Linked DNA regions of Mus musculus: regions 1, 2, 3 and 4 are each linked to region 5. Evidence: chromatin loops called from intact Hi-C (ENCODE). Cell type or tissue: left cerebral cortex. All regions are shown on one strand. Each heading gives the region's core, and the rest is flanking DNA. Links, peaks and the distances in the headings are about the cores only. Region 1 has its middle 120 kb from the start of Gm51629. Region 2 has its middle 36 kb from the start of Gm51629. Region 3 has its middle 25 kb from the start of Gm51629. Region 4 has its middle 130 kb from the start of Gm51629. Region 5 holds the start of Map2 (microtubule-associated protein 2).

Evidence for each region. Peaks named below come from ENCODE experiments on the same cell type or tissue, not always from the same donor. Only the 100,000 strongest peaks of a DNase experiment are listed, where the experiment ranks them.
Region 1: a loop joins it to region 5, with 2.9 times the contacts of the local background. A loop is called at or near these places in 4 of 42 quality-filtered maps.
Region 2: it touches region 5 in a loop (2.7-fold over the local background); 2 of 42 quality-filtered maps call a loop at or near these places.
Region 3: it touches region 5 in a loop (2.4-fold over the local background); 2 of 42 quality-filtered maps call a loop at or near these places.
Region 4: it touches region 5 in a loop (2.5-fold over the local background); 4 of 42 quality-filtered maps call a loop at or near these places.

Annotation. Positions count from the first base shown.
Region 1 is chr1:66,112,371-66,118,785 of GRCm38, forward strand. No RefSeq gene overlaps it. Among named protein-coding and RNA genes, the nearest start is that of Gm51629, 120 kb to the right of the region's middle. In left cerebral cortex, for the core only: no CTCF peak of the experiment used is centred there; a DNase peak (open chromatin) is centred at 3,166.
Region 2 is chr1:66,191,888-66,198,302 of GRCm38, forward strand. It overlaps a transcript of Map2 not described here. Among named protein-coding and RNA genes, the nearest start is that of Gm51629, 36 kb to the right of the region's middle. In left cerebral cortex, for the core only: no CTCF peak of the experiment used is centred there; DNase peaks (open chromatin) are centred at 1,257, 3,409, 3,644, 4,568 and 1 more place; H3K27ac peaks cover 710 bases.
Region 3 is chr1:66,202,142-66,208,556 of GRCm38, forward strand. It overlaps a transcript of Map2 not described here. Among named protein-coding and RNA genes, the nearest start is that of Gm51629, 25 kb to the right of the region's middle. In left cerebral cortex, for the core only: no CTCF peak of the experiment used is centred there; a DNase peak (open chromatin) is centred at 3,591; H3K27ac peaks cover 1,306 bases.
Region 4 is chr1:66,097,085-66,103,499 of GRCm38, forward strand. No RefSeq gene overlaps it. Among named protein-coding and RNA genes, the nearest start is that of Gm51629, 130 kb to the right of the region's middle. In left cerebral cortex, for the core only: a CTCF peak has its summit at 2,951; a DNase peak (open chromatin) is centred at 2,970.
Region 5 is chr1:66,317,995-66,324,409 of GRCm38, forward strand. It overlaps Map2 (microtubule-associated protein 2), which reads left to right and starts at 3,730. Exons shown (of 15, transcript NM_001310634.1): 1 at 3,730-4,148; 2 at 4,410-4,474. In left cerebral cortex, for the core only: no CTCF peak of the experiment used is centred there; DNase peaks (open chromatin) are centred at 2,960, 3,985 and 4,499; H3K4me3 peaks cover 2,419 bases; H3K27ac peaks cover 3,305 bases.

The sequences.
Region 1 (6,415 bases), core at 1,001-6,000, 210 kb before region 5:
CCTTTCATATGATTTCAGAACAACTGGAACAGGGGCTCTCCCAAAAGCTGCTGTCTGTACCATGGGATCTGTTCTTCTAGCTGGGCTGACTTGTCTGGCTCAGTGGAAGAGGAAGCACCTAGCTCACAGAGACTTGAAGTAACAGGGTGAGGAATGGCAATCGGGGACTCCCACCAGCTCAAAGGAGAAAGGGATGTGGAGATGGGGGAAGAGATGTGTGATGGGGTGACCAGGAGGGGGACAGTAAGCACAATGTAAAGTAAATAAGTAAAAAAAATAAATTAAAATTTTTGAATATATATTGTATTCTTTGATGAAGCACCAAAATAAAATTTATTACAAATTTAAAAAGCTAAATCTATCATATGATATGATTATACCACTCCTTAGCATATGCCCAAATGACTAGGTATTCTTAAAAATAACTTTAAAATATTTTTAAATGTATTGTCTGAGAAGTTCATACATATATACAAAGCATTTTGATAATATCTATCCTCAACTTGTTCCCTCCAATGCCTTTCCACACCTTCCATGCAGATAGCTTCCTACAATTAACTCAATGAGTACATTTAGGGCTTCTGCCTGCGTGTTCAGAGTGTGAGGTCATCTACTGGAGCATGGGCAAATTACTATTGGCTCTATCCCAAAGTAAGGTGATTATCCCTCCCCCGGGAGCCATTAACTGCCAATAGTGCCTCAGGTAGGAGTGAGGACTTTCAAGGCCGTCACCAGATCCGTGCTAGCACGTTTGATTTTAAACAGGAATAGTGCAAGTAAGCATAGCTGTTGTTAGTTCTGTGTCCAGTAGTCATGCCATGTCCAAAGAGAAGATTTTAATTGTTTTAAGAAGTCTCCCTCACTACAGAATTGTTGGCGTATCCACTTCTCTTAACTATAGGCTTGATTTTCCTCAAATGGGTTTGAAAGAAACTGATCTTACCTGAAGTTTTTCAAATTACATATTAGATTGATTTCTTCACATACAATCCTAAACTGTTCATTTTTTTAATTTAAAATTGACAGTATTATTTTTTTCTTCAAAACTTCTTTTTAAATTTTATTTATTCTTCTCTTATATATTACATCCTAACTTCTTGCATATATTATATCCTCACTCCTCTTCTCCCAGTCCCTCCCCTGGTCCTCTCTTCCTCAGAGCCACTCCTCCTCCACTTTCCTGCAGAAAAGAGGAGGCCTCCTAGGGATATCAATGGAACATTGCATAACTGGGCACAAGCCCTCATATTGAGTCTGGACAAAGTAACCCAGCAAGAGGAAAAGGGTCTCAGGAGCCGGCAAAAGAGTCAGAAACAGCACTACTCCCACGTTAGGAATCTCACGAGAATGCAACCATAATGCATATGCATAGGACCTAGTTCACCTCCATACCAGCTCCCCGATTGTCCCTTCAGTCTCCGTGTGCCCTGTGAGACTGATTCTCTAGGCCATGTTCTTGCCATATCCTTGACTCTTCTGGCTCCTACAATCTTTCCTCTCCCTATTCCATAGGATTCTCTGATCTTTGCCTAATTTTTGGCTGTGGGTCACTGCATCTGTCCCCATCAGGTGCTGGATCAAGTCTGTCTGATGATGATTGGGCTAGGCTCTAGTATATGAGTATAGCAGAACTAATTAGGTACCATTTCATTTACTTATTTTCCCCAGTCATTTTTAATTCTATCCCATGTCTCTGTGCTGTCCAGTCTCTGGTTTCTGGCCACCCAGGCAGTGTGCCAGGATCCTTTAATACAGAAAGACGAGTGAAATTTAAGCATAATAACTTCCTTGTTCTGTTTCACTAGATAGGCCAAAGGTTTTCCAGTCTCCTTTGAAACAGATTGACTGTTATGCAATGTTAGGTTCTTCAGAGGCAGAGCTTGAGAAGAAAATCTGTGGGCAAGTAAGATTTTGAGGAAATATTGGAGGTGTATAAGTTACCAGACAAAGGTTTAATCTTCAGAAAAATGTCTTATGGGTAGCTCCAGCTTGATCCAGCAAGGGAACTCTGAGACATGAGGTAAACCTCAGAATTGTCTGCATCTGTGAGAAGGGAACTGAGGTCAACATTTCCACATGAGGTGGTTTATATCTTCATACATAGATGTATACTGTAGTATATATACATATACAGATACAGTTGTTTTATATCTCCATACATACATATACACTGTAATATCTTCATATCTGTCTCTCTAATAGATAGATTAGAGAAAGAAAGAGAGAGAGAGAGAGAGAGAGAGAGAGAGAGAGAGAGAGAGAGAGAGAGAGATTTATTATGTCTCCAGGTGACTTTGTGTAACTTATTTTCTCACATGACATGATATCTGCTTTATTCAATTTTTCTTCTTTTGGGTCGAGAAATTCATCCAACCTAATATTATTATTATTAATTATTATTATTATTATTATTATTAATTTTATGTATATAAGTACATTGGAGCTGTGTTCAGACACACCAGAAGAGGGCATCGGATCCCATTACAGATGGTTGTGAGGCACTATGTTGTTGCTGGGAATTGTATTCAGGACCTCTGGAAGAAAGGTCAGTGTTCCTAACTGCTGAACCATCTCTCCAGCCCTCATCCAACTTTTTAATTCAGTAATAGAAGATAATCCAAAATTTTGGAAATTTGTTTTTCTTTTCACAAGAGTTTTAATGTAACTTCAATTTTCTTTCAAGGTTTATGTTATCAATATCATTTAGGATACATATATATATATACATATATATATGAAAATTTTCAAATGAGTAATACAAAATATTTAACTGATTTTTTAAGGATTTTGCATTTACGTTTTTTCATTGCTAATTTTGAAATTTTCATTGCTAACACTGGATATCAGTTCTGAAGCATGTATACATTTCAAAATATTTCTAAGAAGTCCCAAAACATCATAATTTACAAAACAGCTATAAGAAAGCCTATGAGTGAATGTGTTCTTGGGAGCTGCAGAACTCACCAGTGACTGGGCCCTGGAAAGGAAGAACCAGAATACGCCACAGCTGGAGACAATAAAGGTTTCCATCTTTTCTATAGAATACATCTCAGACATGCAGCAAGTGACATTTTACACATGCCCTGGGGATATTTTTACTGAACGCTAATTTCCTGTGAACCCGGGAGGATCTCCAGTCTTAACTCAGCTTGGCAGATCCCCAGGAGAAGGCTGAGTCAGCAAACAGCTTAAGCTTCTGTTGGTTCTTAAATCTTTACCAGCACAGGGAACTGGCTGCTCTGCATGTTACTATGCTTCTTAGAAGAAGCATATGACAAGGCAAAAAGCAATGGTGGTAAAAACAAAATAGCCTTGCTAGGCTGTACTATAAATTGTGAATTTTTTACTGACCAATCAACTTGGTCTTAATTTTTGTGGATTTATATTCCTATTTAATTAACTGAACATTCATACATTTAATTATTGGAATAACCATATTGACAAGCAGTTTCTCTTAGTTTACATTAAAATAGAGGTTCTCAACCTGTGGGTTGGGAAGTCACATATTAGGCAGCCAACATCTCAGATATTTACATTACAATTCATAAAAGTAGCAAAATTGCAGTCATTATGTAGAAATGAAATAAATCTATGGTTGTGGGTCACCATGGCATGAGGCACTTAATTAACGGTCTCAGCATTAGGTAGGTTGAGAACCACTACATTAAAGAATAATTGAAGTTGTAGGCTACTAATAGCTTTTAAAGTGAGGCTATTTGTGAAAAGAAGAATGTGTATAGACCTGATGTTTAGTTTAGAAACCCGGTAACCTCAAGGAAGAAAAATATTACATTATATTCATATAATGATCCACAGTTGTTTCAATTACTGCAGAGATCAATGTATCAACTCTATATCCACATGGGTTCAGTTCTCCAAATTCTTTAATGGGAGAGAAGGCCTCATAACTGCAGAGAAAATCTTGACTGTTCTAAAGACAAAACTCCTAGGGACATCATCAGTTTTCTAAAAGGAAGAATTCACTCACGATGGTAACCATTTAACAGGTTGTACTAGACACCTATCTGCAATGCAGCCAGGAAGCTTTGGCAATACTGCGGTTAAACCACACAGCAGGGTCTGCACACTGAGCCTTTTCACTTGGGTCAACACATATCACAAATGTATAAAATAAGTGTGAGAATTGACATAGATAACCTGTAACTGATACACCTTTTGTTTGTATGAGTATCATTAAAATACCTTAAGGGATTTTAGTGGGATTAAGTTCTCTCAAAGCCTTTTGCTTTCTGTTCTCAGAAGAAGAGTGAGTAGAGGCAAATGCCACGAATGTTTGCATATTTTATTATAGTGTTAATACTGAGGAAAGACAGTGCGTACTTATAGTGTGCAAGAATTTGGTTCAATTAAGCTCCAAATTGTAGGCAAGTAAGTAAGCTATAAAAAATTCTTCTCAGATATTAATTGTTCTATTACTCATTTTCCAGGAATGATAATGTGCTGTTTGTGTTTGTATCTTAATCTGTAGAAAATCATTAAGCTATGAGTAGTTTCACTAGCTGAAACTAGGAAATGAAAAATATTTTGTGGCATTTGGTAGTAATTTATCAGTACATAGGAAGACACTGGTAATAGAATTGTAGATGTTTATATATTTGTTAAAGTGATTTGCAAATTTGATTGTTTTCACTTAAAAAATTACAGTGCAGAGGAGATAGTTCATTCAATCGAGTACTCACTTCATAGGTATGCATGAGGAACCCAAAATTCAAATGAAAAAGAAAAGTGAGGCATAGGGCACACATTTGTAATCTCAATCTTAGGCAGGAGAAAGGTGGATTCCTTCGGTTCGCAACCATTGGTATGGTCTGCTTTGTGAGTTCTAGGCCAACGAGAGAGTTTCTTTCAAAAGCAAAAGGTAGGCAGCCATCAGAGGAATAACACTTGATAGTGTCCTCTGACTTCCATATGCATTTTAACACAAACACATCATATTACATACAGACAGGCAGACAGGCAGACAGATACAAACACATGATAGAAGATAGATAGATAGATAGATAGATAGATAGATAGATAGATAGATAGATAGATAGATAGATAGGTAGATAGATAGATAGATAGGTAGATAGATAGATAGATGATTGTCTGGCAAGGTAAGGCTAAAGCAGTTATTGCCTGATGGTCTAAAGTTGATCTTCAGGACCTACATGGTAGAAGGAGAGAACTGCTTTTCACACTTTCACAAGTTGTTTCCTAACATCCACCAGACATCTACATGTGCACCACAATGTGACTACCTACAAACACAAAACCACACATACATATATACAAACAATTTTTAATTTACAGATTATGTTAATTTTTAACTTCTAGTAATTTAGATAAACGATACATCTGTACTGTCTTAGGGTTTCTTGGTTGTGATAAAAACACCAAGACCAAAAGCAACTTGGGGATGGAAGGGCTTATTTCATCTTACAATTTGTTCTCTATCATGCAGGAAAGTCAGACCAGGAACTAAAGGAAAGAATCTGGAGGTAGGAACTGATACAGGGGCCATGGAAAAATGTTACTCATTGGTTTGTTTTTCATAGTTTGCTCAGTCTCCTTTTGAATAGCACGCAGGACCAACAGCCCAGGGTAGTACCACCCAAAGTGGGATGGGTCCTCCCATATCAATGATCAATCAAGAAGATGCCTCACATGCTAGCTTAAAGGGCAAATCTGCTGAAGCATTTTCTCAATTGAGATTCCCTCTTCTAAAATGACTCTAGCTGTGTCAACTTGACATAAAGCTAAGCCAGCAAAGCCACCACGTTTTTTTTTTGCTGTGAGATACAGTTGGGGTCAAAAATCTCTCAATAAAGTTTTATATAGCTGGGATACTAATTAGACTCTTTAACTTCAGGTAAGCCTGAACATAATTATCAAGGTAGGAAGAGAAGTCAGACTGGATTAGTTCATTCCAAAAATAACTATTAATGTAGCAAGAACCAATTATTGAATATATTTTGCAAACCACCCCAAAGACGAACTTCTTCTATAGCTATGCAGAAAATCTGTCTAGGGTGTACTCAGAGTCAAAAGTTTGTTTTTAGAAGACATTGCATCACTGCTTGCTACAGTTGCACCTTAAGTGTGGTCAAAGGTCTATATAACATGGTCTTCAGCATGATACAGGTAGGAGGTAGTAAAATGTTTAAGCATTAGGACCTTGTAGGTATTTAGATTATTGGATGGCCTTGAGGAAGACAGTGAGATCCAGGCTCTTCTCTTCCCTTTGATTCCCTGGCTATGAGGTGAATAGCCTTTTCCTACTGCTTACGACCCTCCGTGATTATGTGGCTTCATCACCAGAAATGTAAAGGCAACAAAGACACTCTCAGTAATGGACTTAAATTTCTAGAATTTTAAGGCAAACAAAACCTTTTATCTTTGTAAATTGAATATC
Region 2 (6,415 bases), core at 702-5,701, 130 kb before region 5:
ATTATGTTTCATCAAAGCAAATTCAGTTTGGATTTCTCATGGCTAAAATAAGTTTTTGTGTGTGTGTGTGTGTGTTTGTGAGAGAGAGAGAGAGAGAGAGAGAGAGAGAGAGAGAGAGAGAGAGAGAGAGAGAAAGAAAGAGAGAAAGAGACACACACACACACAGAGAGAGAGAGAGAGAGAGAGAGAGAGAGAGAGAGAGAGAGAGAGAGAAAGGGGGGACAAGGGTACAGGGAGGGAGAGAGAGAGATCCGTTTACTGAATTTGTAAATAAATTTATAAATAGCACCTATATATTTAACCTTCATTTTTCTATTGATTATTTCCAGTTTTAAAAAATAGCTTATATGCTCTGGGGCTCCTTCTCATATCACAAGACATTTCAAAAACATACAAAAAACAGTCACCAGTTATTTTGGAACAAATTAAATAGCCATGGCCTTACTTCCTGTGATAAATAAGAAAAATGTAGTTTATCATGTAGTTAACTCCAGTGATTTTATTTAGCATTTTTCTGGACACAAAGGTGGAAAACCCCTTCAATAGCATTTTGCAAATGATTATCTACCTATGAGGTTCTCAGACTTTTAGGAAAGGTAGCAAGGCTCTATGAGGAAGTCCGCACCCATCACTAAGCCCAGAGCTTTGAGTCAGGCCTATGTGGAATGTATTTCTAGTGAGCAGAGAGCTATTAGATTTGGCAGAGCAGGGCTTGCTCATGCTGCTTCTGGACTTGTGTCAGAGTCTTCAAGATGGAGTGAAGACACAGCCTACATCATGACTCCTGGGAGTCAGATTTCTTATTATTTACCACCCTCACAAAATCTAAGTGTATATATATTGAAACACATGATATTTTTAACACAGAAACTGTATTTCAAATTTATGATACCTATGTTATATAAATGCTCATATTTTAATCCAATAATAGAATTGAAAAAAATTCTTTTGGAAAAGTCTATAACAGTTTTTATAAGGATTTCATTTTAGAGTTAAAAAATACTGGCCTCAGAAGGACAGATGTTATGCTATTTCACTTAGATGTAGATTATTAAAAGAATATCATTGAAATAGAGTAGAGTACTGGGGATGTAGCTCAGTTCGTGAAGAGCTTGCCTACAGTGCAAGCCAAGCTGCCCAGAGGAAGCAGAAACCAGCCAAGCTGCCCAGTAGAGGTTTAGACCAGAGTCACTTGGAAAGGAGAATCTCCTATCTGTCCATCTGCTTGCAGGCTGTGCTGTGTGCTCCAAGTTTCACAGAAGGAGTGGGCCTTGGTGATGCAGCTTCTGATCCTGTAAGTAACTCGTCATCATCCTCCTATAAGTAGCCCCAGTAAAACAAATTAGCTTGGCAAGTTGGATTTTAGTGCTATCTGTACTTTGGTCTGATATGAGTTTTCTGTCTGAGGTGAGTGGATGCATGTATTCTGTGTCCCTAGGAAAAGTTTTGTCATACAACAAATATCAATTTCTGACCTTTTTGGGTAGTTCTTTATACCCCATGCAATAAGTGTTTGGTCATGATAAATTTAAAATAGTTCTATTATGATATGATTAGCACTTGAGATTGCAATAAGCAGATCAGGACCATTTTATAAAATGGTTCTATTTTAGATATTTTTCCTTGAGTAATACATTAAGTTAACTTTCTAAGTAGGTAATATGCCACCATGTGAAAGTATAATTTGTATTTGTTTGTATATGATATCTATACTAACATTTTATTCTCACTATTTTGCAATGACTCCTTTCTTACTGGCAAGAAAACTGTGGATGAAAAAAAAAGTCCATAGTAAATATTTTAAATGAACTTACAAATAGTTTTAGAACAGTTTGTTTAGGAGAAAACTTTATTAGCAAACATTTTTCATCCTATAACAGAAAAAAGAAGTGGTGCCTTTTTTGAGTAGTAAAATTTGGAGGTATCAAATAAAAATATCCATTTTTTATGGAATACACAGATTTGCCTTTGAAAAACATAGGAAGCTTGTAATTATCCTTGTGTTTTCTCTAACACCTGAAGAAAGTCATTGGACTTTCTGGTCTTCCAGTTACCAATTTACAGTGTGAGGGAATAGGTTTTGTTACCTCCAAGACAGCTTCATATTCTGAGATGCACTGGAAAGGAAACACAGTAACTCATCATGTGTGTAAGTCAATTCACCCTGTTACTAGGCTTCTGCTCTGCCAAGCCTGTAGTGGTTAGAATGCTGGGTAAACACATTTTTTTGTTTGTTTGTTTTTTGTTTTTTGTTGTTTTTCGAGTCAGGGTTTCTCTGTATAGCTCTGGCTGTCCTGGAACTCACTTTGTAGACCAGGCTGGCCTCGAACTCAGAAATCCGCCTGCCTCTGCATCCCAAGTGCTGGGATTAAAGGCGTGTGCCACCACACCCGGCTTTTTTTTTCTTTCTTTTTTTTTTTAAATTAGGAAAAAACCAAATGTCACAGAGGATGGCTAGATCAAGGAGGAGCCTTTAAGAGAAAACATATCCATTCATTGAGACTGTCTACTTTGTATTCTGCATTTCTTAATAAAAAACCAATGAGAGACCCCTTCCTGTAACTTGCCATATTAGCAATATAAAGAACAAAATTAGATTGTGCCTTTTCCATCCAGGAGCTGATTGACCAGTGATGAAGGCAGAGACCTCACACTCTATTGGTAACCAACAAGCTTCGAGGAAAGACCTCATCATCACTAGCTTACTCGATTAAAAGTACTTAAAACACCATTTTGGAGGTAGAGGCTAAAAGGTCAGAAGGTTAGGGGTTAGGTCATCCTCAACTCCATGACAAGTTCAAGGCCAGTCTGTCACATATGAGACCCTGTCTAATAAAAAAGAAACAAAGTAGAATAACTAAAAACGATTGGAGAAAGAAATGTCCATATGATAATGTTTAGCTAAAGAAGAGTCACATCATGATATGGTTATGTGTTAAAATGACCATTTGTGGTCATGATGTGTTAAAATATGGTTTTTAACACATAGCTGTGCTTAAGGATATAAGTATGAAAGCTATTGGGAAAAAAAAACAAACAAACAAGGTTGCAGTTAGGCTTTGGGAAGAGACTCAACCCTAGACCTTTTATCAATTGTCATTGCCCTTCGGGGAGTTGGTGTGTCGCTAAAATAAAATATCTAAAGGTAATAAGTGGAATCTTTTTACTCATTTTCTGTATGGTCACATTTTATTTAATCATGTAGTAAGTCTTAAAACAATCCATCAGATTTACTATGAAGCAACCATTTCTTGGGGACTCTTTGGGGTTCTTGTTGCCTGCAGATGATATACAACAGTGCTTGGAAATCTCCTGAGGATGCTTTTACTTGCTATGCCCTTGGAGGAGATGATGCTTCGGGAAAGGAGGCACGGCTGAAGGAATTATTGTACTGCGTTTCACCGCGGAAGGCAGCTGTTTGGAGTTATAATTAACATGTAAATTATCGAGAGGGCATAATGAGAGCTATTTCTTTCAAACAATATCAGTGCCATCAGAGCGAGAAAAGAGTTCAGGAAGGTTTCCGACTATGGACAAGTCACAAATGGCGAAGTGACAAGCTGAGAGGGAAGTGATTTATAAGGAACTGAGTGGACACAACCCGTGGATTGTCTGGGATGCGAGGAAGCTGGAAAGCTGAATTAATCGAGAGACAGACCTTCCATTCTGCTGGGCCTGGGTCCAAATTACAGGATAACTGTGCAGGGAGCCCATGCACACCATCACTGCCTCATCACAGTAGATGGGCTCTGAATTGGAGGACTACAGGGCTACTAGCATGGGTTGTCTTTCAATCCATGTGGTTTTATGAATCGAAACAGATGGCTTTTTGTGGAAGCTACCCTAAGACAGAATAGTGAGATTATAAACATAGCCAGAGGTTTTATATTAGCCACAATGAGAAAACCCATGAAATCTTTCAAGCTTGAGGATTTTCATCAATCAATTAGTTTCTGTTATATTTGTGCTCAAATTTGAGTGCTTTGTAAAGATTTAACTGTCCTAATCAATGGTGCACATAACCCAAACTGGTGTGTATATTATTTTGGCTGTATACATTAAGTCTTGATATTTAGTGGTTCTGAAATGGTAGAATGAAATGTCAGTGGAAAGGAACTGTAAAACATTGCTTTAGAACAGTATTTTTTTTTTTGTATGTGTGAGAGAGAGACACAAACTATTCAATTGAAGAAAGTAGAAAACCTTTAACCTCAAATTCTCGAGGGCATGGGATGATTTATTTAGGTTGCTATGAAATACCTATCCATCTATGGTTTTGTCTTTTGTATGATGGTAACATCCTTGAGGTTGTTCAAATGGTTAAGGACTGAAACTCAGTTCATTAACTGAGTGAATAAGAGAAGGCTTGGTATGTGTCCTCTCACAGTGGTGGACCATTTCCACCATTACAGTGTTGATAAGCATCTGTATTTTGCCTTTGTCCTCCCCACCCCCAGCTAGGACTTCTTCCCTGAAAGTCAGGCTCATATACTCAAGTACCTGCCACGTGCCTTTATGCCTGCCCCTAGACAGCAGAAATGCGCCATGTTCATAGGAGGAAACTCATTTCAGCAGCCACTAGGCTCCACCCTTCTTTCAGATCCCTTCTTATGTCATGCAAGTGTCCCAAATAAGAAACCAAAAGTTATCGCAGACTTCTAAATATATATGTCCTAAATATATATCTTTCCATCTTTACTCTCGCTGAAGTTTTTCTGGACCTTTCATCTAAAAAATGCAATATTTGATTTCCATGCCTCCAATCTTTTCCCATTAAAGTCAACCCTTGTATGAGCCAGTGCTCTTTAGAAACTGCACTTCTAACCACAGCTCTCCTCTTAAAAATCCTTCCTTCAATGTCTTATTAATATAGCTTATTAAATTTAGCCGCACAAGTCTGAAAGCATGCTATCTTCTCAGGCTTATTTTCAGCCACTCCCTGCCTGTATTTTTGGCCTCAGAAGCACCAAACAACTGGAGTCTCCAGACACCACTTGCTTTGCTCCTTCTTTCTCCAGTGAGTCCCTACCCCCACCCTATGACTAACTGCTTTCATCTTTCAAAACCTGCTTTTATATTTGCATGTCGCTGAATATTTATACTTCTTGCAGGAAGGAACTATCATATTCATTTTTGTAAATCCAGTTTCTAGCGGAGTGTCTGGCATATTCTGTGCAATAAAGTGATATTTTTGAACTGAACAGCGAAGTTGGTTCATGGTCCTATTTAGCTTTTGTTGGTGGGTTCTTTGGTTAAGTTCGTACTTGCTTTATATCTTATAGGGAGCTAGTTGTAGTCCAGTCATCCAGTGCAACAAGTATGTTTTACATCATATTTCTTGACCTACTTGTCCAGTGTCTTCATCATTCACTCTTAGGCTAGCTGTCTCGTCATCACACCCAAACCTTGGGAAACTATCTCTCACCCCAATTCTTTACCCTAACCCTAAATTATTGTGGTATTTTAAGGTCAGACAACATGTACTGAGCTTCAATAAAACATGAAAAACACCATATTTTCTAAAATATTTCTATACTCATAACAGAAAAAAATGCTAATATAGGGAGCTGGGGTAAAATTCCTCTAAGAAAAGATCATGTTCTGTGGTTGTGTACTTTTTGTCATCATTTTTGTTCTGCAGTGGTTATTATTACCTTAGCATTATATAGACAATGGCAGGATTCCTTTGTGTTTGTTCAGGTGTCTCCCCTCCTTTCCTGGGAGAACCCTTTCTGTTTTCATTTTCAGTTCTGAGTATAGTTTACTATAAAAATTTATTTCATACACCAGGTAAGTATTTTGCATGTTAAAGTGATGCTAGCATTTCATAAAATCCAAAGAAATGTGGTATGTTTAAAATCTGTGTTGCCTTGCTTAACCTAATGACCATAAGTGGCCAAATAAAGTAACAGCTAATAGTACATGGAAAATTATTACAGGTTTTCTTCAAACTACTTCAGATAAGTAGAACCTTGAACTTTGTCTTTGTAGGAAATGAGAATTTGGAATTTATGTCTCTCTCGAACAGTATTTCTGATCTTTTCCCAAGGACTAATTCCATTAGTATCAGTGAATGGAAATTAATAATTTATGACTAAACCTTACATGGGTGAGCATGTTATAATGCTAATTAGTGCCTTGTAATCAAAGATCTTGTGTGACAAGTACATGTGACTGACTCGCAAGTCAATTGTAAACACATTCCAATTGAGTACACCAGTTCACTAGCATTTATGAGAGACTGAGATATTGGAAAACATTTTTAATTCAATTCAGGTTGATCCTTGACTCATGATCTGAAAAAATTCTTATAGTTAGAGAGAAAATTAAAATCAAAATATAATCCAAATATCAATGTAGTAATGACTGTCGAGTATGTGAGTCATTCTGCTAGAATTCAATTATAATGAATTAT
Region 3 (6,415 bases), core at 592-5,591, 120 kb before region 5:
TTCAAGGAACATTGGATCTGAAAAACAATACAGAGAGAGCTAGCACAGTGGCTATCAGTGCTAGGGCAGCATTCACAATGATGGGACACAAATATTCCCCACATAATTACTTGAGCTTCAGAAATGTGTAACTAATAAAGCTGTAAACAACCATTTTAATAGTTTCAGCTGGTGGCCATGCTCTGTATATGTCTTCCAAACCAGAAACCTTAATAGCCCCCATTTTTCCTACATCCTGGTCATTAATAGAGCCAAATCTCTAGACCACATACAGGTCCATAGAGCCTTCACTGGCTATATTAATTCTGTGTGGCTTCTGTAACAAATTTCTACAAAATTTAAAACAATAAAAACTTTAAAAACAATAAAATCGTGGCAGGGAGGGTATGGGGGACTTTTGGGATAGCATTGGAAATGTAAATGAGGAAAATACCTAATTAAAAAAAAAAGAAAAAAAAAAACAATAAAATCCTCTCTCAATTCTGCAGACCAGGATTCTGGATTCAAAGTGCTTATGTGGCTCTATGGAACTCTAGTCCTTAATGTTTCTAGCTTCCCCTTAAATGTTGGGGGAATCATCTGGTTTGTGGTGCATGGCTTACATCTTTCTATTTTCACTCTGACATCTTCATATCTTGTACCTCCCCTATGTCTCTTATGAGGACATTTATCTTGGGGATTTAGACTCCATCCAGGTAATTCCGAAGGAATTCTTTATCTTAACAGTGTTTACTTAATTAAGCCCCAAAGATCTTTCCCCAAAACAATGTAATAGTCACAGGGTCTTGGAACTCTAGCATCTACATAAATATTCAAGAGGGTGTTGCTATTTTTTACTAGGACACTTGCCTTTTTGAAGGGTAGAGTAACAATATGCATACTATGGGTATTGTGAATAGAGTTTGGGGACAGGAGAGATATGGAGATCCTGAACCTGAAGTTTGGTCTATAGTTCTATCATTAAAATCCAAAAGCTAATGGGGCAAGTCTTGTACCCCATTATGATTATAATGGAATTGCTTCCATTATATGATTATATATGTATATATAATTCCATTATCTGAAAATAGTTCCTTTATAATCTTTCTTAATATCTAGTTCTTTCTGGATGTTAGACTGTGGAACTCCAAAGGTTAGCATCTTGGCATCAAGAGGCAACTAGAGAGTCACCCATTAGGTTATAAATGCGCTAAGTTTCCTGTACTGCGCCACTTAGCACATGAATACAGAAGGTGAGGCATATATTCTTTTATTCTTAATATAGAGAAGATAATATAGTCATAAAATTTCTTACAGACAAAAAGGAACATTTTGGGGAGCTCTAGAACTGCAGAAATACTTCATATGAATGGCATAAGGAAATAGGGTATTGAGGGGTGCTTTCTCACAACTTTCAGTTAATCTATACAGCTGTCACTTGGTTAATAAATCATGTTTTTAAGATAGTTTTGAGCATCTTGCCTTGAATTATGTTAGCTTTTATATTTTAAAAGTTCTGTACCTCCTAATTATTTTATTTATATTAAAATATAAAATCAATATTACACATGGGCACACATTAGAAGGAACAATGGTAAACATCTTTAAATTGCTTCCATGGCATTAATAAGAATCTCCAGAAAGTGCACTGTGGTTTAAAATTAATGGTATCATACAAAAGTATGTCATATAAATAGTCTCAGAAGCCTCAGTTTCTATTTCTTTCTTTTTTTTTTTTTTTTTTTGGTTTTCTGAGACAGGGTTTCTCCTTGTAGCCCTGGCCTTCCTGGAACTCACTCTGTAGACCAGGCTGGCCTCAAACTCAGAAATCTGCCTGCCTCTGCCTCCCAAGTGCTGGGATTAAAAGTGTACACCACCACTGCCCGGTGGTTTCTATTTCTTTAGCTGACTTCTTATCAAGCTGGAACACGATTTCAATGTCTTTTTATTGAAAATAGTAGTTCCTAAGGGATGCCCCTAAGTTAACAGTAGCAGCACTTTCTGGAAAATGTCTTTTCTCAGGGAGATGGACAAATCCTCCATGGCTTTTTATTTACCACTGTTTGTGATTACATTCCAGAACAATATAGGTGGGATATAAGACTAGAAACACAGCGGGGCAGTGGTGGTGCATGCCATTAATCCCAGCACTTGGGAGGCAGAGGCAGGGGCAGGGGCAGGGGCAGGGGCAGGTGGATTTCTGAGTTTGAGGCCAGCCTGGTCTATAGCCAGGGCTACACAGAGAAACCCTGTCTCGAAAAAACAAAACAAAACAACAACAACAACAAAAAGACTAGAGACACTGTTGTTGTATGTGTGTGTGTGTTTGTGACCTTGTGTGATTGCTGTTATTTCCCATTTTCAATGATGTATAAGGAGCATTTTAAGTCATTTACCTATTTTGTTGCGGATTGCTTTAAAAAAGCCTCACAGACACTGGCCTGGGAGCACAAAGTAGTAAGCAGTCCCCTCAGCAAGAATGTGGAAGTTTCTTTGACACAGTGTACTGGGAACCATCCAGAGGCTGCTTAAGAGTAATAAGTGATTTTTTTTTGACACATAGACCATGTGAAGACTTCATTGTCATCTAATAAATGCTAGAGATATTTCACTTCCATTTTTCTCTTTAGTAAAAATATATAAATAGAACTTGTCAATTATATTCTTACAGTATAAAAGCTACCATTTTAATGCATCACAGTAGTTGACTACCTATATGTTTTGTTATTAGCTTCTGTTCACATACTCCTCTATGAGTCATAATGAAGTGTTCATGTATACTACTAAACTGTCCTTTCCATCTATCTATCTATCTATCTATCTATCTATCTATCTATCTATCTATCTCTTATTTTATAAATAATATAAAATTCTTACCTTGTGGTTAAGGACTATGATAGCTAATTTGGAAAGGCTCATTTCAAAATTGATTACATTAATTTAAGAATTCAGATTCTAATAAGAATTACCTCACGATATCTTATTAAAATGAGCTTCTTGTACATCATCTAAAGATATCAAAACTGCATTATATACCTCAAGCCATTATTTTCTACCCACAATTTAGAAATTCTCAGTTCTTGCGATAGGTTTTGAGACCAGTAATCAAGTTTAAAATATGACCTTTATGTTCTCTGCTGAGCTTGTAAGACGATAACCTCTAGTGGGAGACCTGAAGGATATAATCTAAGTATACACAGTTTGAATAAGAGCAACTGAATTGCTTACACATAAATACTGACATGACACTTACCTGGACACTATTTTTTTTTTAATGAAATTAGGATCACCCCAGCAGAATCAACTTCTCTCTCTATTTTAGTGAGGTAGAAGATGTACAGCTCTGAGAGTGTGCCCTTCTGGACTTCTGTCTCCTCTGGTAGCTGTTGGGTATGATAACATCATCTGGCACATCCCATCTTTATCCATGCCTGCAGAGCATCCCTCCTTAGCCATGGCAAATATGCCTTTGTCAAAACCCCATTTTCTAACTGGTCCCTGACTGATTCACGTACTAAGCAGAATGGTAGTGCTTCATAAGGATCCTCAGCACAGTTGCTACCCAGTGTGTAGGTACAGCTCTAGGAGGCTAAACATAGCTCTGTTCCCGGCATCTTGTTTTTCTTCTGCAGGCCTGAGCCTCATTTGTGTGGGTTCAGTGAGGACTTGAGATGCCAGGTTTCTCCTGAAGTCCAATTTCTCTGCTTGAAAAAAACCTCATTTTAATGAGCAGTTAACCTAGTTACTGTCTGCATAATATGTGAATCTTTGCATTGTATAAATGCATACCTCAGCATAGCTGTAGCCATTTCTAGCCTCTGTCTGTAATTCTATATACAAAGATTGTGTTGCTTGTTAGTGGGATTTTAGCCAGCTTGAAATTGATGCGGAAGTATTGGATTGGAGGAGCCAAAGGAATACATTGGAATAAAAAAAAATATGTTTTTTCAAGTAAAGCCTTTAGAGTCAACCTGATCACTTCTTTGAGGTAAAGCTAAAAAGTAAGAGGGAGTTTGAAATGACAGGTTTCTCTAGGAATGGACCTGTGATCTCAGAGTACACAGTATGGGGGAAGTTTGACCTATATGCAAATAAAAGAGACCTATTTCTTCGAGCGATTGGGTTTCCCTAGCTTCTTCAAGGAGATGAAACCCACTTTCATCGGTCCCCTGGCAGGCTCTTCTCTCTAGAAAGGAATTCTGTCTGCAACCTGCCTCTTTCTTTTGAGCACAGGTCAGTCTCTTCCTTTTAATCTAAAGACATTCTTGTACTCTTTGTATCTTGTCATTTACCTAGAGAGAAGTCATGATATTTATTACTTCCTTATGAGATCCTCAGACATATCTCAAGCTATTTCATGTTTTTCGGTCTCTGATAATGACATTTCTGACAATGTATATTTTTAGAATGTAATTGTTAGTTGGATTTGAATAAAGCCACACTAAAGAATGGATGCTTATTTCAGCATCTTTAGCAACCATGTGGTGGATACCTGTGGCAGATAACCCCATCTCTCATGCTGCCTTTTCTCTTTAATCCACACTAAAATAATAGCTATGGTTCAAGAAGAAATATGGAGGCCTCCATGCAGGAACAGTGTAATATCTTTCTGAGCACTACTCTTGCAAGCTGACATCATTTTTCCATGTCAGAACTAAAGGGGATGCAATGGCTCACTATTGTCTCTACAAACATTGTTCATCTTTCTTATGTATAAATAATAAGTCTCTATGTTTTTCTTTTATCCTAAAAGAGATTTAGATGTTGACCTTGAATATTTTTGCTCCTCATTCTTGCATTGCAATCCTGGATTTGCTTTCTTTGTTTTCTTGCTTGCCAATGCTCATTGATGGTTTGAGTGTAGCTTAGGCAGAAAGTGATTCTGTCTTCTATAAAACATGATTCAGGCAGGGTGGAAGTGTGCTTCATGGTCTCTGTGCTTAGGACTCTGTTATTATGTCTCAGAATGACAACCTAATTGTAGAGATGTTGTTGTTCCTTTCGAGATGGCTTGAACCCCGGATATTCCTCTGCTTAATGATGCATAATCAGCCATTATCCATCTTGTATTTATGCTTTTGTGAAGAAATTAATGACAGACTGGCCGTGAGAGTAATTGTTTGGCACTTGCCTAGCAAATTCATTCCAACATTAGCCAGAATTTATGTTTTAAAAAGCAAGTTTCCCTTCAAGAAACAAAACAGAAAATTTTATCACTTATTACCATGAAGATACTTTAATATTTGGATGTATATACTCTTACTTTTGAGACAAGGAATCCATAGCCTAGCATGTACAAAAACTTACTAAGCATTGGGGGGACGACCTAAAACTCTAAAACTTCCCAACTCTATCTCTTAAATTTTGGAATGTATACTTTTAACATATAACAGTGCAGCATAATGGTTTAATATTGGCTGCAATAAATGTTTAGATAAGCACATGTGAGTATGTGTGTGTGTGTGTGTGTGTGTGTGTGTAAGTAGAGGTTAAATCACTCAAAGTTTTTCACATGCTCATTAACAATGAAAGTCTTTAAGGCAAGAAACTTGCACAGTTCACACACACCCTCCTAGCGTACTTTGAGGCTCTACTTGTCTGTACAAGGTTTGAGGCAGTAACCAAGATGCTTGCTTTTGCAAGTAAACCAAATTCTTGGTTATAATCTTTGTCTATGCCAATTCTTTTCCCAGTTAAGGGCTACTGTTGTGCCTTTACTCTGATGGAAGCAAAAAAAGGCCCACACCAAGTTGACCTATGGGTAACCGTGTGGAGCATTTCCTTGATTGATAATTGGTATGGGAAGGCTCAGTTCATTGTGAGTAGAGTCAGCCCTGGGCAGGAGGTCTGAGATTATATGAAAAAGCAGACAGACCAACCCACGGGGAGCAAGTCAGTAAGCCTATTCCTCTACGGTTTCTCCTTCAATTCCTATCTCCATATTTCTGCCTTGAGTCCTTGCCCTGACTTCCCTCAGTGATGGAATGTAACCTAAGAGTTGCAGATGAAATAAATCCATTCCTCCACAAGTTAATAGTGTTCATGTTTTTTAATTGCCTTTTTTATTTTTGAGATTGAAATATAATTTCTTCATTTCCCTCCTTTCCTTTCTTCCCTCTAAAGCCTCCTATATACCTTTCTTCATTCTATTTTAAATTCATAGCCTTTAAATCTATCTATCTATCTATCTATCTATCTATCTATCTATCTATCTATCTATCACATTTAATATATGTATATATATGATGATAAATAATATGTTCTCAATTAATATATATATTTCTAAATATATAAATATAACTCATTCAACCTATATAATGTTAGTTGTGTGCATGTTTTCAGGACTTGATATTTGGTTTTGGACAACAAGCTTGCTCTTCCCTGACCTGACTACCATAATATGACAGCCTAGAACATAGTCATGGTGGTTTTTCAC
Region 4 (6,415 bases), core at 973-5,972, 220 kb before region 5:
CTTGACAAAGGGCTATTGCTGTCTCTGAAGCAAACCTTCTTCTTCATATTCTTACTTCACTTTTAGCTTTCCCTGAGCTCAGTCTGTTCCAATGACATATAATACCTTGAGTTTCAGGGATTCAGTGGTAAAGTACCTTGCTTGGCATGTGCGAAGACATGGAAAAAGTCAAGATTAATATTCACACAATTTTAATCAAGACCTCTCCTCTTTCCCATTCCAAAATAGATATTAAACAAATATCTTAGTATGTTAAATAAACACTTGGGCATTAATTTCTCCCTTCCTTCCTCCATATTTGCTCTTCTCTTCCTCCATTTATGTAATTTTTTTACAATGATTAATGGTGAGGAAAGAGTAAGATATATGTCTGTCTTAGTCAGGGTTTCTATTCCTGCACAAACATCATGAGCAAAAAGCAAGTTGGGGAGGAAAGGGTTTATTCGGCTTACACTTCCATGCTGCTGTTCATCACCAAGGAAGTCAGCACTGGAACTCAAGCAGGTCAGGAAGCAGGAGCTGATGCAGAGGCCATGGAGGGATGTTCTTTTCTGGCTTGCTTCCCCTGGCTTGCTCAGCCTGCTTTCTTATAGAACCAAGACTATCAGCCCAGAGATGGTCCCACCCACAGGGGCCTTTCCCCCTTGATCATTAATTGAGAAAATGCCTTACAGTTGGATCTCATGGAGGCATTTCCTCAACTGAAGCTCCTTTCTCTATGATAACTCCAGCTGTGTCAAGTTGACAAAAAACTAGCCAGTACAATGTCTCAGCATGTTTGTGGAGGCCAGAAGACAAATTAAAGGGTCAGTTAGTTCTTTCTTCCAACCATGTTCCAAGGATCGAAATCCAGTTGTCAGGGTTTGCAGCTCAGCCATCTCACAGATGTCCTTCCTTCATCTCTTTTCCTTTTTGGTCTGTCATAATTTTCAAACTTAAAGGCTTTTAGGCTTCCAATGTTGGTGTAAATATGCATTTAAATTATTTGAAAACATTTCACCAAAACAAAAAACAAAACAAAAACCAATAAACAAAAACCCAAGCCAAAACCAAAACCAAAAAAAAAAAATCCAAATAAGCAAACAAAGCAAAATAACAACAAAAAACCAAGAGCCAGTTCTTGGATTTCAACAAATACCCTTGCTCTTTCTGTCTTCATAAGAGAGAATGCTTACAATACTAGGATTCGGTAAAGAGATACATTGGGCTGGGGATGTGATCAGTCATAAAGTGCTTGTTTACTTGTGCAAAGCCTTAGATTTAACCCCAGAAAGAAAGAAAGAAAGAAAGAAAGAAAGAAAGAAAGAAAGAAAGAAAGAAAGAAAGAAAGAAAGAAAGAAAGGAGGAAGAGAGAGAGAGAGAGAGAGGAAAGAAAGGAAGGAAGGAAGGAAGGAAGGAAGAAAGAAAGAAAGAAAGAAAGAAAGAAAGAAAGAAAGAAAGAAAGAAAGAAAGAAAGAAAGAAAGAAAGAAAAAAGATCTACTAACAAGTAGATTACTCTTGACTTCTTATCTTAAAATTTCTCTACAAGAATACAAAGACCCAGTTAAACCAACAGAATTTTTCACATGAATGGATAAAAATAAATACTTTATAAAATTATCTTTAAAAAGACAACAACATTCAGCTGTCAAGAGTAGTGGACCTTTACAAACATCCCACACAATGTGTGCTGGGAATTGCTTGCAACACTAAGCACTGTTTGACTCTCTTATACATTGTATTGTTTATTATTATGGCCACAACCTTGGTGTGATGGTTTATACATGCTCTGCCCAGGAGTGGCACTATTAGTAGGTGTGGCCCTGTTGGATGTGTCACTGTGAGTGTCACCTAGCTACCTGGAGGTCAGTCTTCCACTAGCAGCCTTCAGATTACAATGTAGAACTCTCAACTCTGTGTGCACCATGCCTGCCTAGATGCTGCCCTGCTCCCACCTTGATGATGATGGACTGAACCTCTAAATCTGTAAGCAAACCCCAATTAAATGTTGTATTTTGTAAGACTGACCTTGGTCATGGTGTCTTTTCACAGCAGTAAAACCCTAACTAAAACACCTGGGAACTACTTCCCTAATTTCCTTACCATGTATTTTCTTGAACTCCTGTACAAATAAGACATTGGTAGAGAATCCTGCAATCAGGAATTGAGATTCAGCAGGTATGAGTTGTGCAGCAAACACCTTGAATTCTCTCTCAGTATGACTGTCACAATGGCATCGCATCCCAAGGCAAATCACAGCCTCAGTTCTATAGAGCAGCATTGGCAGCTGTTTTTTGTCTCCGAGAGGTGTCATCATTGTCTGCCTCTGATCCACCACACAGGGCAACAAACATGAGTCCCACTCTCTCTGAGTCTCCGAAAATATACCTGCCTTCTCCATCACCATTTTCATTTATTTAACCTTCCCAAACACTGGGAAAAACAATACTATATCAAATCACTATCTGCTTGAAATGGTTAATTCCTATTTTTATGATTGAACCCGGGTTAATCCTGTATTTATCTCCTGATTGACTCTATGACCTCTAATAGATATAGCTGACGTTAATTATTATTTAGGCAGGTACCGATGACATGGAGCATTTATGAGCTAGTAGGACTACTGCACATAGTTAGAAAGATATGTTTTCCCTATAAATCTATTATATAACTAAATCAATCACTCCTCAGTCACACTTGAAAGCTTATGTTAAGTTGGAAAGGCAGTTCTCAGTGTAGACTAACATATGCTCCACAATTATTAGTATGCTTATTATCTGTCACTTAATGAAAATTTTCAACTTTTAATTTAAATAGTAATTTTTGATCACTAATTGTTTTCTTATAAATTATATATATCATTTTGCTGTAATAGTTTTTGAAATAATAGTTACAACCCATAACTCTGTGACAGGCTATGAGAAATAGCAAATAGGAACTCATCATATAGTGACATAGCACCATCTCATGGAATATCAGAGGAACTGTCAGGGAAGTGTGACAGTAATGCTGGCACTAAACATCTGAAAAGTTCTGCTATAATATCTAAATTCTACTTCTCAAATGTTCAAAACATACTTCTTTTTAAATTCAAACAAAAACAAATTTTTACACAGACCACTGAATCCACACCTATCCCTCTCTGATAAGGAAACAGGCCTTCTGAAATTAAATGGCTACGTACAGGAGCATACACAGTTCACTATACACAGGAACTTCAGGTTTTAACGAGAAGTTATGCATTTTGAAGATGTTAAAATAAATATTTCAACACTAATCTGTTTGGTCTTAAGAACCACCTGAGATCCTACCACTCAAAAGGATACAGAAGAGCTAAGCTTCCATGCCACTCTGGGCTGCAGGATGAGACCCTATCTATACTCTAGAACATACACTCACACATACATAAAGCATACATAATTACCTTATATGCACTATTTCTTTAACACTTCCTTCAGGAAATTTTAGATATTTTATCTTTTTCACTACAGACTGCTTTGTTAGACAACATGATGACACCGTATAATTTTGCATGAGTGAATGAATGCCACTAAGTCCAAGTAGGTTATTCTTTACTTTGTTCCTTTTTGGTATTTATTGGATCAGGTAGAAAAATTCAAGTTTTTTCTAAGTTCAGAAATGGAGAACGGAAAGATGATTCAGAATGCAGTAACAGATGGGGGGTGGGGGGGAGGCGGACCTTACTATGGGTCAGATTCTCGTATTACAGCCTTAAGATTGCTCAAATTCTGATATCTCTAGCCCTATCAAGATGAACAGATTTAAATGGGGAGAAAGATGCCCAGCACCCACAGCAATAGCAACAGACTCACCTGGTACAGTGGTGTGTAGCCAAGGTACATGTTCACAGGTCAATGTTAATCACACACAAGCTGTGCATTTTCTAAGGGTTTTGCTTTGCTTTGTTGCTGTTCTGCTAAAAAAAAAAATGCACCTAGTTTGCCATATCTTACTTAAATTTTAGGTAATTTGTAAATTTCTTAATTTCAAGTTGCCTTTACATAAACTTATAAAGCCACAATTATTAAAATAAAATGCTAGCTATTGGGAAAATATTAAATGACATGGGCATATAGCACCATCTAATGATAAATTCATTTATCTGTAGAGCAGTTTTATTTTATTTATAAGTAGTAAAGGAGAATCATAAGAAAGTGACATGATTCCACTTAGTAAGTAGATTACCTCAAGAAGTTTGAATTTCTAGCTTTGTTACTGATATGACCCCCCCTACTAGTTTGCCGTGTGATAAAAACAAGCCACATTGTAATAAATATTAGCAAGAGTTCTCCACATGATTCTGTTTTGGGCACACTAGCCAGAGCTACCTATTAGCTTCAAATCCACTCTTCTTGGGGGTATGTGCCATGCTGGAACTTAATGTAGTAAAGCCCCTTCCAGCAAGCTTCAGCAGCAGAGGGAGCCTGCACGTGAAGAAAGACCTCCCTCCTCCTGGTGTGTTCTTCCTCTTCTGGCTCCTACAGTGTTTACCTGGCAAGTGTGGCATCCAGGGAAGTTCACCCCTAGGGAGGTTTCACAATACAATGTGGAAACTTTCCCAGGAAGTTCTGCAGGTGGCACAGCAGCCTGGCAGCAAGGTCAACTGCACCTTCATAGGTAATTTTCAACAAGAACAAAAAATGTTCTTTACACACACACACATGCAAACAAACACGTGCACACACACACATAGGGTTGGGGTGGAGAACATAACAAGCTGTATTCTGTGCTAAGAAGCTTCAAGATACTATTAAAGAAACATTGTTCAAAATCTATTTGCTTACCACATTTAACTTAAATCAGAAATGATGACAACAAAAAGATTTCTAAAAAAAATTCAAAAATATTAAAATAATATCTCTAATACCCAGGTTTTAAAGAGAATCTTCAAGAGGAAAATTTAAGCATTGAAACAAATGAAAATGAAATCACAATGTAATTTTCTTCCTATTTACCTACAAGTATACCAGGAATAGTGGTGGCCTATTTGAGGAACCTGTTTAAATTCCCATGCTTCCATATTTCTGATTATGGAGGTAGATGGTTGAGAGAGTCTGACAGTTTTCAGTTTTAGTGAACATATGAAGAGTCAGCATTCATTCTGAAAACGCAATTTCGGCAAATTTTTGTAATATCACTGAAAGAGAGTTCTAATGAGAATGGAATCTTGAGTTATGAAATATCATGTGAAAAGTTGTGCTTGTCTGGATTTGTAGTTCCTACTTTTCCATCAAAATTTTAAGCCACGTGGTGCTGACAGCCTAGTGACACAATCAGTGTCCCATGAGCCCCATGGCTGTCAATAAAAAAGATGTCTGACATAAAGTCTGTGACATTTCTCCATTTAGAAGTAAGTCTCCAGGACTGAGGATGTAGCTCAGTGGTACAGCACTTGCCCAGCATATGTGACGTCCTAGACTTAATCCCCAGGCTTACAAATGGATGAATAATAAGTAAGTAAATAAATGTCCAAACATTGAAATAGTTTATTTTATGCTCCTTATTGAATTTGTTCAAACATACACTTTGTTATAAAAAAGAAAAATTATAATGTATATTTATCATTAGCTCCCTGTTAAATTTTAATTGCAGTACAAATAAGTAAATTTATGTAAAATGCATTATTCGCTAAAGAAGGCTTTCGTTTTCTCTAGTGGGACTGTCCAATTGGGAACAAAGACTGCAGTTTGGATCAGCTGTCTCTGTTATGTTTACTGTTTGCTTGGTTCCATCTCTGGGTTTTCCTTGCTTTGTCTAATACTATGAGGAGGCCTCAAGTGTAGCAAGTGCAAACTGAGAGTCAAGACAACTATAATAACATTCCTTACTATACCTGCATTGGCTTGAGTTATCTAAAAATTCATTAAGTAGCCTTAAAATGAATCAAATCAGATAAGAAGCAAGGTGCCATATGGTAGAGTTTTTGTACATTCTAGATTAAATTGTGAATTTTTTTTAAAAAAAAAATTATTTTCTCTGCCCCGCTTATTGATTTGTGCATGGACAGACTTCTTTCTACCATGGAAGCTGTGGATGCTTTGATGGTCAACATTATGTTTCATTTCATTGTTTCTCCTTTTGTCATTACTACTCAAGCATTATGGCGCTTATACTACTATTTAATAATTGCTTAATTTGGTCTGATTCCTATCTGAGACATCATGGAAATAATTGAGAAAACATTTTAAAGACATAAGTTACCATTAAGTGAGAAAAAAAAGGGGTAAACTTCAACAGAACACCCATCAAGCATTGCAGCATTTTGAAGATAAGATTAAAAATTATTTCACATCAAATAAATCAATCTTCTTCCTCCTCACCCGAAGAGCATTTACCTTCTAATAGTGCAGATTCATGGGGCTGCTTTGAAAGAAAAAGTAACTTAATTACGGCTCATTGCCTGACTGTGAAGTG
Region 5 (6,415 bases), core at 561-5,560:
CAAGTAATAAAACCTGTGCTGATTTGTTTCAGGAATAACAATATCTACATGTATTTTTGTTCTGAAGCATTTGCAGCACACACATGTTTTCTATTCTCACCTGACACTTGGGTTGTTTTGGTATCCTCAGTGATCTGCATAGTGCTGCAATAAGGACAAGAACCTTTACTAGTTAGCTCTGTGTACTTTTGTAGTTTCTCTTAAAGCTAGATATTTACACCTTTTGCCATCTGTATAATTTATACTGTGATAGCTTTTGATAATTATCTTTCTATCTTGCCCTCCCATCTTTTCTTCCATCTCTCCTTCTTACCTTCTGTCATCTTTGTCAGGTGTGTTTAACTGTAATATTTATTGGTTTATGTGGACCAACTTAGCTGAAGGGAAAAAAAGATTATATTAAGCAGACTTTGGTATCATAATTCTTTGCAAAATGCTTACATATCTGCCTATTATCTCAAATAACAAAATCAAGACAGCTGGGCGAGAGTACATATTTTCTATTAATTTTTAAAGCAAAAAGCATACTATTTATTGTCTTAATCATTTTGAGACAAGGTCTCACTCTGTGATCCAGTCTGGCCTTGAACATGTTTTTCTGCCCCTCTTTTCTTTCTGAATTGAGAGTATATAAGCATGAACTATCATGCTCAGCTATAGTCAAGTTTAAAAAGATTGTCAGAGTATTTTGGCCCTAAGAAGCCTTCATTAACTATTATGATAATTTTTTAATTTAAAAAATTCAAACATAGTGTATTATAATATCAACAGAAGACAATCCTGCTCTTTCTGGTCATTTAAGAGCTTGCAGCCTCTTGCTAGGCACTTTGCAGAATTCAAAGGAAGTAGGAGAGAAATCTATTTTAAATTTTAAATAAATGTAAATCATACAGTAGAAATCAAAATACTGATTTTTATGGCAATGTAAGTAAAATATGGCATTCACATAGAATGCTTAATATGAATAATAGGGAAAGCATATGTACCACAAAGATGACTTTTATTGTCTTTGAACTAATCATCCATTAATGTAACTTTCACACTATTAAAAATCTTTTTCATATATAAGAATTGTATAAACATCTTTCTCAATACAGCTTCCCTGCTCCAACTCCTAGTCCTCCCATGTTTTATATCACTTCCACTCATGACCTTCTCTTCTTTAATTGTTATTGTATTATATGAGAGAGAGAGAGACAGAGAGAATTGAGTGTATCTGGTGTTGTTCAAATGTACATGTGTTTAGGACTAACTACTTGGGATTGGGCAACCAATCAGGGGATCATCCTTGGAGAGAGATGATTCTCTCTGTCTCAGCCCTTTATCTAGGGCCTCAAGAAATTTACCCCAGCCACACTGGCTTGTCAACTGATGCCTTCATTATACACATCTTGCTTAGGAAACCATACTTTTAAGACCTCATGCATTCAGCTTCTTTGTTCTGTCCAGAAGGAGAGCAAATGACACTATAACTCAGCAGGTCCTCTGGCAATGACAGTCTTTCCAGCCCCTCTTCTGGAATGTTCCCTGAGCCTTGGGTATAGCATTGCGATGTAGATTACCAATTATGACTGGGTACACCATAGTCACTTATTCTCTATGTTTTGATCAGCCCTGGATCTCTGTGATTCTGCATTCTGATGGGGCAAGAAATTTCTTTGAGAATTCCTGAGAACTGTACTAATCTATAAGTGAAAGGACAGGGATTTAGAATGTAGTTAGGAATTAGATTAATTTAGGAAAATAGCAGGAGTAGCTTCTCCTCGAGGGTCTATGACTCTCCTGCCATGTGTAGTTGGCTTGAGCCACACACAGTACCAGGCATGAATTCCTTCCTATTAAGCAGTCCTTAAGTCTAATTAGACAGCTGTTGGTTATCCCCCCAATAAAAATGTTGTTATTATTGCACCATTGAGAATATCTTATCAGGCCAGTCATTTTTGTGATTCATAGGCTGAGGAAAATCACTTCTTAAATCTGTAGTAAAAAAAGATTTTTGACTGACATCTCTACCTCTACATGCACATAGATGAATACATGCATACACACACACTGACACACACACACACACACACACACACACGCATACACACACATTGGCATGCACACATGCATGCATACAATACACCTGGACTTCCAGTTTTCCAGCATCATTGTTTTAGATAACCCCAGAAAGATTTACATTGTGATATATACGATCAACATGGGAACCCTGGCTCAGTTTGATATTCCACTTTCATGCTTGTAAAAACAACAATGCCAATAATGTCAGAAGTCCCAGGCCCTGATGGTTAAGCTGGGTGAACAAGATAGATCTGCAAAGGGCAGTTGATCCATCTGACTGCCAGAATGTAAAAGGAAGAAGGGCTGTTGCTATGATCACCCAAGTTCTGTGGCCTTATACACAGTCCAGCACAGACAGTAGGCAAAGCTGGTTCGTAAGATTAGTGCAGTGTGTCCTAAAAGGGGAGAATGTTGCTTCTGCAAATGAAAGGTTGACAAGATCAAAGGCACAGGATCTTACTGGATTCTGTTTTGCCTTCAAACAGCATAAGAGGAAAGAAGAGAAAGTCACTTGGTGAGAGGGGACAGCCCAGTGGGCTAGTTAGGAAGCCAGGCTGCTGCCTCTGTGTGGGAATTAGGATGTAGTAGCCCTCAGGCCCCAGCTTTCTCATCTGTGAGGCTGAGTGATTTCTGAAGATGCAGATATGGATTGGATCAATCCCATAGAAAAGAAAAAAAATGAATATTTATGAAAGCAAAATTAGCTCATGATCAAAAATGGGGAAGAACATGGCAGCAGGAAATGAAACTCCATCTTAATTGAATTGAAAGCACAACACAAATCTGTCAGAGGCAGAGCTTTCTAGAAGGAGGAGAAGGAACTGTATCCTTTTGTCTCCAGATTTTCTCCACTGTACTCCTGTTCTCTCTTCCTGGCATCTCCCTTCTCTCCAACCCCCACCCCCTTGCTTTTTGTTTCCGGTAACCATGGTGATACTTCCTCTCAGCAACCTTCTTTGCAGCTGGCCCTTTTGATACACAGAAAATTTACTCCATTTACTGGTTCAGGGCTCTAACAATGCTTTACCAATTCATCTATTAACCATTTTCTCCAGGATAATACAGGTGAAGAATTATTCTACAGTTAAGTCCCCTACATAAAGCACACTGTATGACAGGGATATTCAATTGTTAATTTCATTTGCTAACACGAAGGGGAGACTGGTTATGCCAAACACTGAGTTCCCTGTAATAACCTTCACCTCAGGGACAGCAAAGTCCCAGTCCTCAAACTGGTTGTCACCTTCTTTTGTATGGAACCAGAATAAAATGATTGCAGAGGGATATCACATGGCTAGCCTTGAAGTGACACATTGCCAAGCTTGTAGTTATCATATTTACAAAGCCTTTGAATTTTCTGTAGAAAAATATATACTAGTATATACACTTCTTTAATACATACCTTTTTGGGACATAAATAATAATATGGGATAGTTTTTAAATATTGTATTCATCTGTCAATGACAAAACCTCAAACTATCTCTAGTATACTTCATATAGATAATAAAATTCCAATTAATGATCATTTACTTATGTCCAGTTTGTGTAGCTTAACTTGCCTGTAATCCTATATTCCTGAAAACGAGTCTCTCTAAGCCTGCCCCGCCCCCACGTGTGTGTGTGTGTGTGTGTGTGTGTGACACAAAGGAGACCAGATGATGACATTCGTAGGCTTATAGACTTGACTCCTGGGGACACATTTGGATGGAGGCAATTAAAATGCCTGTCAGGCATTTGGTACCAGAAGTCCCCATGGCAAACCGCTAAATCCTAAGCCAGAGGCAGCATCCTTTTGTCAGTGAATGATGGCGGAGCTGAGTGGCTTGTCATCATTCTCGAAAATTCTAAGCCTAGTGAGCTCTCTCTCCCTCTCCTACTTGCCTTATTTTCCTTTCCGCCACTGCGGGGACTTTTTCTAATTTGCAGCTTCCCTTTCCACGGCACACACAGACAGGAGCTGGTGGCTTTCAGACTGCGTCTGTCTGGAGCTAGCGACACAGAACAGAGGGAGTGTTCCTGAAGCAGGGTTCTGCGGTGGCAGCTCTTACAGACTCCATTCGAGGGGTATTGCTGCATATCTACCGGTAATGCTTTAGGGCTTTTTACATTTTCTTTTCTTTTTAATCCACGTTTTCAAAGGATCAGCTTTATGTGGCCTCGGAATACTGTGTTTTAAATACGTTATTGAGCTTAAAATCCAAGCGCTGCCTTTTTTGTGCTCCAGACTCCAAGGCATACATTTATTATCTGGATATCAAGGATGAATGGACTTATTGGTGAGTTGTGATTTTTGATATTTATCTGACAAACCTATATGTATATATGTGTTTCTTTTGTTTCTCTAGGTTCCTCAGCTTGTCTCTAACAGAGGAAGCACTGATTGGGAAGCACTCAGTCAGAAAATTAAAAGGTACTGCATGATTTATTTGGACGTTTAAAGGAAGGGCAATTGAGAAAGAATTGGAATGCTTTTATTTTAGGTTTACCCTCATGGCTGGTTTTTTATCCCAGAGTGGATTGTCTGATCTTTGTCTAGAAGATGTAGGAGTTCTTATGCAGATTTCACCATCAGCCGAGGCTATTTTGAATAGAAAGTATCTAAAAAATATATGCCTTTTGTCTATGCTGCAAATACTAAGAAATATCAGCTTGCCTAGCTCATCTGTAATGTTTGGATTTTTGTCATTGTGACAGTTAACAAAATGTCTGAAATATGTGTATCACAAAGAAAATATATTTATTTGAACTTAAGAGAAACATGTTAAAAATTATTTTAGATGGAGGTTTCCTGTGGATCCATGCTTTAAAAAATAAATATTCTAAATAAAATGGTTCACCCTTTTAGATGGGAAGAGCTTTGGAGACTGAAGCCCAGGGATGACTCAGTGTTGTGAAATTTGGTGAATAAAATATTATAATTTCTATACAATATCTTTAGTATACAACAGGAAATATATTTAAAGTCAGAAATGGTTAATTTTCAAAAGAGCTTAGTATCATATGCTTTATTCAGAATTAATAACATAAGAAAATAGATCCTTTCTCTTGCTATGAAAGCAGTTGAATCCATTGATCTGGGCCTCAAGCCTTACATGAAAAATAATCATTTTTAAACTTAGCATGAGGGTGTATATTGACTTGAAAGGGCAGTTATGATTACTGCCTGCTCTTTAATTTTTTAACTTTATCTCTGACTTTAACATATGTTCTTGTCCACAAAACCTATATAGTAGTCATTTACCAAAAAAAAAAAAAAAAAAAGATGAAGAAGAAGAAGAAGAAAGAAAGAAAGAAAATGGAAGACATTTTCTGCCTTCCTGAGGAGAGACCAGTCAGTGCCACCCTTAAGCCTTTTCCTGGCATCCCGATAGAATCCTCCTTAGAATTCTCCTTTAAGACTGTCAGTTGAAAATATTTCATACTTTTAGCTTTCTAAAAACTATACTTTTTAAAAAATGGCTGAGACAACCGCTATAAGCTTGAAAGATTCTAGCCGTGAGAGTGTACACCATGAATCGGAGGATTTACAGCAGGTTCATTTTCTCTGCAATGGGTAATCACGAGCGACTTAATTTATTCATCCCACAAGCATTGCTGAAGAGCCCGGCTTCTGTGGGTAGTCCCAGCACAAGAGAGGAAGAGACACATGGCACTGTCCTCAGGCTTCCAACGCGTAGGCTCAACCATACATGATTCTGAACAGGAGAAGGAATTAAAATAAATAAATAAATGAGTGTGCTCTCCCAAGAGATGCCACGTTTTGTTCTTAAAGACAAATGACATGAAATGACATGGTTATGCATTTTCCTTGTCTCAGAAATTCGTCAGGAGAATTATGTATCTAAGCCTCAAACAAGCCCCATCCCTACCTCCATACCTCTTGGATGTGGGACAAATCATTCTTTTTGGAGGTTTCACTTAGAGTAAATGAAAATACTTTGTTGTATTTGATGAAAATTGTCTATTTCTTTCTTTATTTATTTTCTGACCAAACCCCTGTAGAACACACACACACACACACACACACACTCACACATACACACACACTCACACACACATACACACACATACACACACACTCTCACACATACACACACACACTCACACTCACACACACAAATGCATACACACACTCACACACACTCACACGCACGCACACACATACACAACACACAACACACACACACTCACACACACATTCACACACTCTCACACACACACACTCACACACACACACACACTCACACACTCTCACACACACACACACACACTCACACACACACACACCACATGGTCGATTCCTAGCTTTCAGATGTATATTTATTTTGAGCTTTGGGATATCTGTGCTAAT